Regions from separate parts of the Mus musculus genome. Here region 1 is linked to region 2. Evidence: chromatin contacts called from ENCODE POLR2A ChIA-PET data. All regions are on one chromosome and are shown on one strand. The core of a region is the stretch at or near the end of the contact, and the rest is flanking DNA. Distances in the headings are between cores, read along the strand shown. Region 1 holds the start of Chchd10 (coiled-coil-helix-coiled-coil-helix domain containing 10). Region 2 holds the start of Mif (macrophage migration inhibitory factor (glycosylation-inhibiting factor)).

Region 1 (5,206 bases), core at 1,594-4,093, 73 kb before region 2:
CCGAGGCATGACTGCGGTGGGATCAAGTTGGAGCTGAGTAAGAAGCGTGGACCGTAGCAGCCGCTCGCTCAGTGCCGGGCAACTAACACGGCAGCGTCCTTAGAGTCAGGTGAAATGGGCGGGATCTGGGGCGGGGCCTCTGATCCACGCCCTCCAAATGGGAGGGGCCAAAGCTCGCCCTTCCATTAACCTCCTGGATTTAGGGCTCCGGAGCTATCCCAGTGCAGGGCGGAGCTACGCGAGTCCTGGGGACACCGGTCAGCTTTGGAAAGCCCAAGGCTTAGTTAGGCACGGGGCAGCGAGGGCAGGTCTTTCTGTCAGAACTCAAGCAATGCAATAGGGGTTTGCCACGAGCCCAGGAGGAAAGAAAGAGACACATAGACCGCCAGCGGAGAAGCGAATGGAGACTGCAGGCCAGGTTGTGTTCTCTGAGACCCATCACAAGACAGAGTTTGAAAATAACCATCCCAGGATCACCAAAGGCCCTTCCCTGTCCTCTGGAACTCGGTTTTCACAGACTTTTCCTCAGAGACCTTGGCTGGGATCATGCCATAACCTCTGGAGAGAGAAAAAAAAAAAAAAGGTTAAAAGAGCACACACCTGTAACCCCAGAACTTGGGGGGGGGGCAGGTATAGGTAGGTGCATCTTGTGTGTTCGAGGCCAGCCTGGTCTACAGACTGAGTTCCAGGGCTACACAGAACTGTCTCCCACAAAACAAAACAAAATAAAACAAATAATAATAACCTTTGGCCAGAGTAGAAAGGGCACAGGGGGCCTTGAGTTCTTTCTCCTCTTCTTTCAGTGTTTATTTTACTGTGACAACAGAGATCACTTGGCACAAACAATTCAAATGCCTCAGCAACAGGGGTCAAAACTATTCAGGACCATGCATTGCCCATTCAGGTGTCCCAAACCTGGTTTCTTTAAGCAGCCTCTGTAGCAGGCCTCTTTCATTAAGACTTCAGCTTTCCTCCCAAGTGGAATCACCACCCATCTGCAGGATAGACTTTTTGGTGAGGTGAGTAGGTAAAAGACAAGCCACTCTTTCCTTTAAAAAAATGCCAGACTCAGGCTAGAGAGGTGGCTTAACTGTTAAGAGCACTGACTGGGGCTGGAGAGAGATGGTTCAGTGGTTATGAGAGCTGTCTGCTCTTCCAGAGGTCCTGAGTTCAATTCCCAGCAACTACATGGTGGCTCACAACTGTCTATAATGAGATCTGATGCCCTCTTCTAGTGTGTCTGAAGGCAGCGACAATGTACCCACATACACGAAATAAATAAATACATCTTTTAAAAAAGGGGGGGCAGGGGGCTGGCGAGATGGCTCAGTGGTTAAGAGTGCCGACTGCTCTTCTGAAGGTCCCGAGTTCAAATCCCAGCAACCACATGGTGGCTCACAACCATCCATAACGAAATCTGATGCCCTCTTCTTGAGTGTCTGAAGACAGCTACAGTGTACTTACATATAATAAATAAATAAATCTTTTAAAAAAATGTGCTGTTGTAGAAAATTAAAAAAAAAAAGGGGGGGGCAGGCTTGAGCAGACCCCACTGGCTTATCTATTTGGCCTCTGCTTACCTTGTATCCAGTAGGCAAGTGGTAACATTCTTCCAGCTTCAACCCCTTCTGTGGGCCTCCGTGGCTAGCCCACCTTCCAGATCCTCTACTAAGTGTGGTAATGTGGGGTAATGGGGCAGGTTGGGGGGTAAGGGGGTGGGAAGTGGAGGGTGGGGGGGGTGGGGGGTCTGGCTGATAAGCTGCAAGTTCCTCAGAAAATAGTCGTGCATCCCTGGCAACACTGAAGGCTGTTTAGGTTGCACAAATAAATGTTTTAGGGTTTGGGGGTTCTTTTGTTGAGACAGGATCTTCATATAGCCTGGCTCACTCTGTAGAGCAGGTTGGTCTCAAACCCACAGAAATCCACTTGCTTCTGTCTCCCAAATGTCAGGATTAAAGGCATGCATCCAATGAAGAGTTTATTTTTAAAATGCTATGCATGGTGGTGCATGCCTTTAATAGAGGCAGATCTCTGAGTTCAAGGCCAGCCTACTCTACAGAGTCCCAGGATTGCCAGGGCTACACAGAGAAACCCACTCTTGGGGGTGGAGGGTAGGACTATGAATGCCTCATCCATTTTATGATTCTTTGACCAACACTGCTGAGATGAGTCTGAACCAGACCTGGAAATTCTAGCTATGATGATACATGCTTGCAGTCCTATCAGTCAGAATAGGCAAAGACAGGAATCTTGAGTTGGAGGCCTGCCTGGGCTACATGTACACATACTAGACTCTGTCAAAAAAAAGAGAGAGAGAGAGAGAGAGAGAGAGAGAGAGAGAGAGAGAGAGAGACTCTGTCATAAAAAAAAGAAAAGAGGGGTGGGTGGGAAGGGAGGAAGGACGACGGGAAGGAATGGCAGCCTTTAAAAGGTGAGGCTTTTTAAAAGATTGCAGATGGCCAAGTAAAACTTACCACTCTCTGCCCCTACTTTGCAGCAGCTCAGGGCCCCACTGGCCCACCAGAATTCAGAAGAGAGCTGAAGGCCTGGTGGAAGAGGCCTGCAGTGCCTTGTAGAGCCATTGTCATCCAAGAGGGAACACTGCACAGTTGGACACTCGCTGCAGAGATTAGAGTAGTTGAACTGTTTTCAGCACGTAGACCTCCCTCTCAGATGTGATTCTGTCCCTGTCTCAGATGGCTGAGCCTGACTGGTCAGGAAAAGCCTGTTGGCTAGTGTGCCCCCCGGCCAGGGAACAACCTGAGATTCCAGTGTCCAACTCAAACATCCCTGACCCTTTCCTCCCAGCCAACTGACCCAGTTGCCTGCTAGTAGAGAAAAAATCTGGTCCCTCCCTCCAAGATCCTCGCTGACTGCCTCTGGTCTGAAATTGTTAAGTGTGCGCATTTGCATCAGCCATTTGCATCAGCGTGTGCCAAGTGTCAGTAGAGGTCAGAAGAAGGCATCAGTTCCTAGATGGCCACCCTGTGGGTGCTAGGAACGGGAGCCAGGTTTCTCTGCAGGAGCAACAAGTGCTCCTAACCACTGATCCATCTTTCCAGACCCGTCTCTGTTTTGTTTTAAGGTGTGGGGACTGGCCAACTTCCGCCATATGCCTCAGTTTCCCCTGAGGTCACATTTCAATAGTCCGCTCCTTGCAAGAGCTATTGTACCACTTTCCTGTTAGCTAGGGCTGTTTAGATTGGGGATCTGACCACCTGCCACAGGCTAAAACAAGTCAAGCCACCATGGAGAGACCTGGCGAAGGATGAGACTTCTGAAGTGGGGCTGGAGAGCAGAATTGAGCTCTCCCCGGCTCTCACTAGTTCTAAGGGACCCAGCCCCTCCGGGCACTCCTCCCTAACTCAGACCGCTGCTGCAGGCCGGTTGAGTTTAGAACAAAAGGCAGGGGGAGGCGGGGCGGTGGGGGGTGCGGTCCCGGCGCCGGCGGGGGCGGGGCGAATGCTATAAGGGGCGGCGGCCCGGCCTGGCCCAGCAGGCCCAGCAGCCCCGGGGCGGATGGCACGGGCCGCCTGTCTCCTCCGCGCGATTTCGCGCGTCCTCCTGCTCCCGCTGCCTCTGCTGCTCCTGTTGCTGCTGCTCCTGCCGTCGCCGCTGATGGCCCGGGCCAGGCCACCGGTGAGTGCCCGCCACTCCTCCCCGAGGGAGGGCTGGGCACGCGGGCTGGGCCCACTGGCTGAGCTTGACCCACCAAGCGAGCTCCCTGGCTACCCTAGTGCAGTCTGTCCCCGAAATGCCTTCTGGGTCTCTCTGAGCGTACTATAATGAGCTTCCCGTGGTTGGCAGTGTGCAAGTGGAGCTGGTGAGACGCGTCTCTGCGCTGAACTCAGTTTGGAGACCGGCTTCTCCAGCCCCCAGCTAGGGATGCTGGAGTGTGTGTTGATAGAGGTAGCAGAGGGAGTGGATGCCAAGGCCCCTTGTTCATCACTGGAATGAAGCAAAGCAAGTCTGGGGGGAGGGGGGAGCAAAAAGGGGCAGCCTCCGGGTGTGTGGTTCCAGTAAGCACCCCTGCAAGGTGTGTACCGTGGATGGAGAATAAAGGAAGAGCTAGGAAGGAGAAAATGGGGCCCAAGTTGAGAGAGGTGCCCCAGCTTGCAGGAGACAAGTCTGGGAGTCCTGGTAGCCGACAGAAAATGCACCTGAGAGAGATAGTGTGTGCGAGCATCAGGTGCAGTCAGAATAGAAGGGAGCACCGGGGGAACAAAAGCATAAAGAAGAAGAGAAAGGAAAGGGGGTGCAAAGAGGCAAAGGGGAAGAAGAGAGATTGAGGGTTTCCCAGCCTGTGTGTCCCAATGGCTGCATCCTTCTTCCAGCTTGGTCTCTGAGGCACCTGTCAGAGTAGAGACTAAGCTGTGCTGGGGCTGGAGCTGGAACCACTACAGATCTACAATGCCCACGGGGTACCGTGCCCTCAGTAGCCAGCTAAGGCAGCCGGCCAGCTCAAGGAATGATGGATGGGAGGAAGGTATGATAGGCAGGTGTCCCAGGACAGGTCCAGCCATACCAATCCATCTGCCAGTTTTGCTGCACACTGGAAGAGAAAGGGTTTGGAAAGGGGAGTGGGTATTGTGGATCAGGACCTCCTCAAGCAAAACATGGAGTTCCCTGTTCTAGAACTCGGAGCGGAGCGCAGTCGTTAATCCCCTCCCTCCCCCCATCCGTACCCCCACCCACTCCCACCCCCGCAGAAGCCAGCGATAGAACTCATGCCTTCGAGAATTGCACTTCTCCTGACTTCTTACTAAGGGGGCAAAGCAGGAAAGAGCACCGGTACCTCCTGTTGGGCATTTAGGATAAAAGACGAGGCAAACCACACCAATGCTTGCTTGTACAGGGCTTGGGGGGGCAAGCCTGGGGTGGGATCCGAGCCGAGGATCTGTCACACTTTAGATGCGCAGAAAGGGTTGGTCACCTCTAACGCTTTTATCCCTAGACTGCCATCGGCGGGGCCAAAAGAGCTCGGTAAATATTTATTCACCCCAGCCCCCAGCTTGTGAAAAATCCACCACCTAGCAGCCAGGGAAGCTGCCCTTCCTTCTGGAGCTAGTAGGGATGGGTGGGAAGGGGTTAGGCAGAAGCACAAGGGTGGTCTGTGTATCAGTTGCGTGTATGGTTTGGGCTGTTTCCTTATCTCCTGCTCCGTTGCCTCTCACGGATACCTACTACTGACCTGTTTCATCCCCAT
Region 2 (5,610 bases), core at 1,879-4,378:
GGAAAGATGTCCTAACTGGAAAATGGTATGGTCCAGATCCTGTTATTTCGAGATCCAGGGGAGCTGCTTGTGTTTTTCCACAAGGTCAAGAACGCCCAATTTGGGTACCAGAGAGGCTGACGCGAAAATTGCTCCCCCGACAGAGATATAGATTGTAATAATTCTGGAAGGAAGTGTTTTTTAGCAGAATGTTGGCAGGGTATACTGCTGTGGTTATGAAACTTCCCACCTTTGTGCCTATAGTAGATTTTGAAATGTTTGCCACCTATGCCCATTAGGTGCCCCTTGTATAAAGTTGTACAAGCTAATTTCTCTCAGTCTCTTGAACAGAGTCGCCTCTTATCTGAGTAGGACCTGACTGCCTCTTATCTGAGTTGGTCGGCTAAAAGCGGAGCAGTTGTCCAGAAAGCTGCTCCTCCAGATTGCAAAACTCAACAGCACTCGACTGGACCTTGTCACCTTGGGGAACTTCACCTCCTGGATCACCAATGCCTTCTCATTTTTTAAGGAATGGGCGGGAATGTTGGCCTGGGGGGCAGTGGTCCTCCTGGGTTGTGTCTTTTGTATCTGGCTATTGTGTCGATTCAAACGAGAGCACACTCAGGATAAGGCAGTGGTGTACCAAGCATTGATGGTGCATCTCCCAATGTTTGGCTGGCCTCTTTAAAAAATTAAGAGTTCGCCCTAGGTTGTCTGGCAGTTGTAGTCACACAGATCCATGGTATCCAGTGACAGGCAACTTTCCTTATGCACAGACCAACCTAAGACATGGGGCCTGGAGGCTATAGGGTAACCCTAGGACGGGTAAGGCTGTGACATGAAAGGATCGACCTAAGACAGGAGCCGTGGCCGATGGACAGACTTGCCCAGACCTAGTCCAGCATCATATTATTAAACAAAAAAGGGGGAGATGTAGGCAGCTGGGCGCCTAAAAGATGGCGCCGGCCTCCGGCATACCGTCACTGTAAACAATGTTACTGCGCAGGCGCTAGCCTGAATCTGGCGCCAACCCCTCCCAAGCGGGTGCATACAAATCAAAGTGCCGGCAGATTGACCAATCCCAGGAGGACACACAGATCTCCCCAGTGCTGGGGTGTATATAAGCAGTCCTCGCTGGGTTTCCGAGGTTCCCGTAGCATCGAGGTGTTCCTGAAATAAAAAAGGCTGTTGAGAAGAATCCGACTGTGTTGCTTTTTTTCTTGCTGGACGAGGTGAGCGCAACAAGTTAGGGGGTTACAGGATCCCGGACAGGCACTTGTCAATTCTGATATGGGAAGCCAATGGAAGAAAGGCTGCTGGAACCTGTTATTTTATCCCTTAGTGCAAAAAAATTTGTTGAGTATAGCAAACTGCTTTCTGTAACCAGAATCTAAAGGACCAATGGGGATCAAGAGCCTAAAGCTACCAGGGAGCGTCTGGAAGGCACGGCATGCCCAGGGAGCTTCTAACATCCTTACCAACCTGGAGGATAACTGTAAACAAGTCAAAATTACCCAAATATGCCCCCCAAGAATACTGGGGAGCTGTGTCCCAAGATCAAGGGCCCCTGAACCAGAGCCCAGATAGTAACCCTGGAATGAGACCTTTGGCTGTAGCTGGCCTCAGACTTGTCCATTTTTACCATCAATGCTCCCGGAACTGGGAGGGTTAGAGCCTGGGTCCTGGCCGTTCAGACATCCTCTAGTCCAACTAAACAGACAACAGTGGAAAGCGGAGGAGGGAGATTTATTTCAACGTGGCCACCCTGGGAAGGAAGAGGAACATAAAGGAAGTCCAGTGACTGTCACCCCAAGCTCATCTTCAGGGTCCTGCCAGAGGAAGTTTACATTTAAATAGAGGGCAAGAGGTAGGTAGAACTAAGAGATTCTGCTCAAGATGTGATCCCCCAGCAGCACTGTCAAGCTTCAGTCTCTTCTGCAAGACTGACAAGCGTCCAGAGCTGCATAAAATCTCTGCCTTCCAGCCTTTCTCTTTCACCAGCAGGAGACTCCAGAGAAAATTCCATTTCCTTGGGAACCATTGTTTCAATAGTCTGTTAGCCAAAGGGAGGGGGCACAAGTGTCTCTTTAGAATATCTTCATTTCTGTCAGAAACCTAATAGAAACCTTGACATCACAGACAGAACTGGTAGTCCCCACACTACAATCTCTTGATCCACTGTAAAGTTTTTAACAAAAATTAAAAAGGGCTAGGGAAAACAAAGGAAGTCCCAAAATTCCCGTGACATTTCCTGGGCACCGGTCGGATGTCTCACTTGTTAATGAGAAAGCTATACAAAGTCTACCAAGGGCTCTAGATAAGGGTGACTCTGCTGGATCTAATTTGAGCAGGGCTTCCCTGAGGACTGGCAATTGGCCAGAGGAGCAGAACTAGTTAGTACCGCTGGCTCACAGCCTGCTGCCCACTCCTCCCCTGGGAATCTCTCCAAGCATCCTCACCTGTGTGGAGTAACAGGAATGTAGGGAAGTAACTAGATGGCGACTCCGTTCTGCCTCCTTCCCCATTTCACACTCACAAGCCTAGGCCTGGTGGACACGTGTCCCAGGAGGCTCAGGACACACAAAAAGTCGCAGTTGAAAGTGTGTGGGACGAAGGTGATACTGGGCCAGGCAGGGGATCGAGGGCTGACTGTTGGTACAACAGGAGAGCAAAAGCAAGCAAGTGATGGGGCTTGGCTAATTTCTTGAGCTTAGAGAAAAGTTCCCAAGGCAAGGAAGGATTGTTTTTTCTCCAAGTACAAGCCATCACGCTTTTGGCTCATTGTTTGAGGTTAAGTTGTATTCACTAAAGTAGGTCGATCCTAGCCCACTAGCATGAGAAATAAGGCCAACCTACAGGTTCCACCAATAACTTAAGTTCCCTCTTCTTGGAACAGAAATCTCTCAGACCTGAACTTCTTACTATACGGTTAATCTGTAGCATCTACCTGGAATGCCTCGACAAACCTAATCACTAGAGTCAAGTCCTCACTATCTAGCATCCTCCGTTTCCATCTTAGGAAACAAAGAGCCCATGTAATACTTCCTACAGCACCAGAAGCACAGCAAGACCTCTGCAGAAGCAGCGCGCTGAAGGGCAGTCACCGCCCCTTTGGGACGTAGTCTGACGTCAGCGGAGGCGGAGCGGCAGCCGGCTTGGGGCGGTACTGAGCTGGGTCACGTAGCTCAGGTCCCTGGCTTGGGTCACACCGCGCTTTGTACCGTCCTCCGGTCCACGCTCGCAGTCTCTCCGCCACCATGCCTATGTTCATCGTGAACACCAATGTTCCCCGCGCCTCCGTGCCAGAGGGGTTTCTGTCGGAGCTCACCCAGCAGCTGGCGCAGGCCACCGGCAAGCCCGCACAGGTTTGCAGGGAGGACACAGGAAGAGAGTAGGGTGGGGTGGGCCGGCCCGACGTGTGAGGAGGGATGGGGCTGGAAGCCAAGGTGTGCCGGCGGGTGGCGGCTGGAGCTCTCCGGAAGACCTGTGGCCCTGTAGGCAGTCTTTCAGGCGGTCTAACAGTGTGTCTGTATCCCTCCCGCCTCGCCGCCCCTCCCCCCACCCAGTACATCGCAGTGCACGTGGTCCCGGACCAGCTCATGACTTTTAGCGGCACGAACGATCCCTGCGCCCTCTGCAGCCTGCACAGCATCGGCAAGATCGGTGGTGCCCAGAACCGCAACTACAGTAAGCTGCTGTGTGGCCTGCTGTCCGATCGCCTGCACATCAGCCCGGACCGGTGCGTGGGGGACGAGGGGAGGAGGGGGAGGAGGGGCACTGGGAGGTCAGCAGGCAAAGAGGGGGGGGCGTTCAGAGGACACTGGCACGCAGCGCGCTCTCCTAGACCACGTGCTTAGCTGAGCCAGGCTTTCATTTTCTCAGGGTCTACATCAACTATTACGACATGAACGCTGCCAACGTGGGCTGGAACGGTTCCACCTTCGCTTGAGTCCTGGCCCCACTTACCTGCACCGCTGTTCTTTGAGCCTCGCTCCACGTAGTGTTCTGTGTTTATCCACCGGTAGCGATGCCCACCTTCCAGCCGGGAGAAATAAATGGTTTATAAGAGACCACGGTTGCCTCAGCTTCTGCTTCCTTGGCTTGCGGAGGAATTGGGTGCAGGGTGGGGACCTTGAATGGAAGCCCAGGCTCTGAACGTGGGATTGGGGTGTGATGGCAGGGTCGAAGCTGGCCAGTTTGGTCCTCTCTAAACTAGTCCAGTGGTTCAGATGTCCTTTCTTGTGGCCTCTCCTATGCAGCCTTATGTATAAAAGAGGCCGACTTATTCACCTGGTCAGGAGTGTTAATTAGGTCCTTACCACAGTGGCAAATGGAGCCGGTAATATGTGTCATGGAAGGGGAGGTGCTTGGATACAGGGGAGAAATTAATAGTGTGCTCCAGCTGGGCCTGCACCTTCCTCGGCCCCATTTTCCTTCCCAAGAATCACTGTGCTCTAAGCCATGTGGTGGCCACTTCCTTGATCTGGACAATTAACTTGGTGGGAGAGGTAGCCAGGATACAGAGTTCTCCCTAGACCACTCTGCCCACTTCCCCAACGCCCTCCCCCCCCCCCCCCCCACAATCACAGCAGGTCCCTGAGAATTCATGAAGGCGGAGGGACTACCTGCCGTCGATTATTGTTTATGTAAAAGGTGCTGGCCAAGGCCCAGCTCAATTTAGGAATTTGGTAGGAATAACCCCAAGCCCAGGGACCCGGGTAGATGGGGACTGGATAGGAACCCTGCTTTGACCATGAGACCTACTTCTGCTACCTAAGGAATTTCTCACTGTTCTGGTGTGAGGGCTGGCCTTCCAGCTGGGGAGGGCCAACCCACTAGCTGGAAAATCCCCACACTCCAGCTGGGGTTATAGTCTGTGTCAGGGCTGGCTTGAGTCTTTGCTAAAGAAAGCCTTGGCCAGGCTGTGGTGGCTGGCCCATGCCCTTAATCCCAACACTCAGGAGGCAGAAGCAGGTGGATCTCTCTTGAGTTCCAGGTCAGCCTGGTCTACAGAGAGAAACCTTGTCTAGGAAAAACACAAAAATGTAGCCTGTTGCCTATCACACTGCCCTTCCATAGATAAAGGTCTATGACAACAGCTTCCACAGAGAGGGACTCTGGCTGCATGTACCCTGTTCCTCAGCTATAGGGAAAGCGGCATCTTACCTCAGAGGACTCCTGTGGTCACAGATCTGTTAAGATCATTGCTCTTTAACCTCTTGTCAAGGTAAGAACATTGTAGATGAAATACAAAAAAAAAAAGTTTTATGACTTCCAAGAAATTTGTTTTTGGAAGCTGAGTGGGGCCCTGACTGAGACCAGGAGCCCCTCGGCGGATTCCTGAGTGAGTGAGGAGCTTGCCTGTGTGATCCTGACACTGTGACAGAGGCCTCCCTGTGTGTGCAGGGAGGCCTGACTACCTAGTGTGGATCCAGAGTCCTTCCTGGGCAGGATGGCCAGCATCTCTGTCCCTTGTACTTCATCATTCATGCAGTACCCATCAGCCCAGGCTTGAAACCAAGGTAAGTCATGGGCATCTTCCCAACCACCCAGGCCCAGAGGCACCTACCCTACCCAGTAGAGCCACACCCTTTCCAACTGGCAGCCTTTGCAGCCTTGGCAGTACCAGCC

The links. ChIA-PET counts read pairs that join two places held with the same protein, here RNA polymerase II (POLR2A).
Region 1: POLR2A ChIA-PET joins it to region 2 with 58 read pairs in embryonic stem cell. The contact joins the promoter of Chchd10 here to the promoter of Mif in region 2. POLR2A ChIA-PET finds 5 or more read pairs at or near these places in 4 of 5 experiments (Patski and embryonic stem cell).

What each region holds. Positions count from the first base shown.
Region 1 is chr10:75,930,767-75,935,972 of GRCm38, reverse strand. Chchd10 (coiled-coil-helix-coiled-coil-helix domain containing 10) reads right to left here and starts at 2,843. Exons shown (of 5, transcript NM_175329.4): 1 at 2,475-2,843; 2 at 1-558. The coding sequence starts at 9. Mmp11 (matrix metallopeptidase 11) reads left to right here and starts at 3,471. Exons shown (of 8, transcript NM_008606.3): 1 at 3,471-3,639. The coding sequence starts at 3,520.
Region 2 is chr10:75,857,795-75,863,404 of GRCm38, reverse strand. Mif (macrophage migration inhibitory factor (glycosylation-inhibiting factor)) reads left to right here and starts at 3,128. Exons shown (of 3, transcript NM_010798.3): 1 at 3,128-3,344; 2 at 3,546-3,718; 3 at 3,862-4,052. The coding sequence starts at 3,237. The coding sequence ends at 3,928. Gm40697 (a long non-coding RNA gene) reads right to left here and starts at 2,495. Exons shown (of 2, transcript XR_871836.3): 1 at 2,439-2,495; 2 at 1,707-2,032.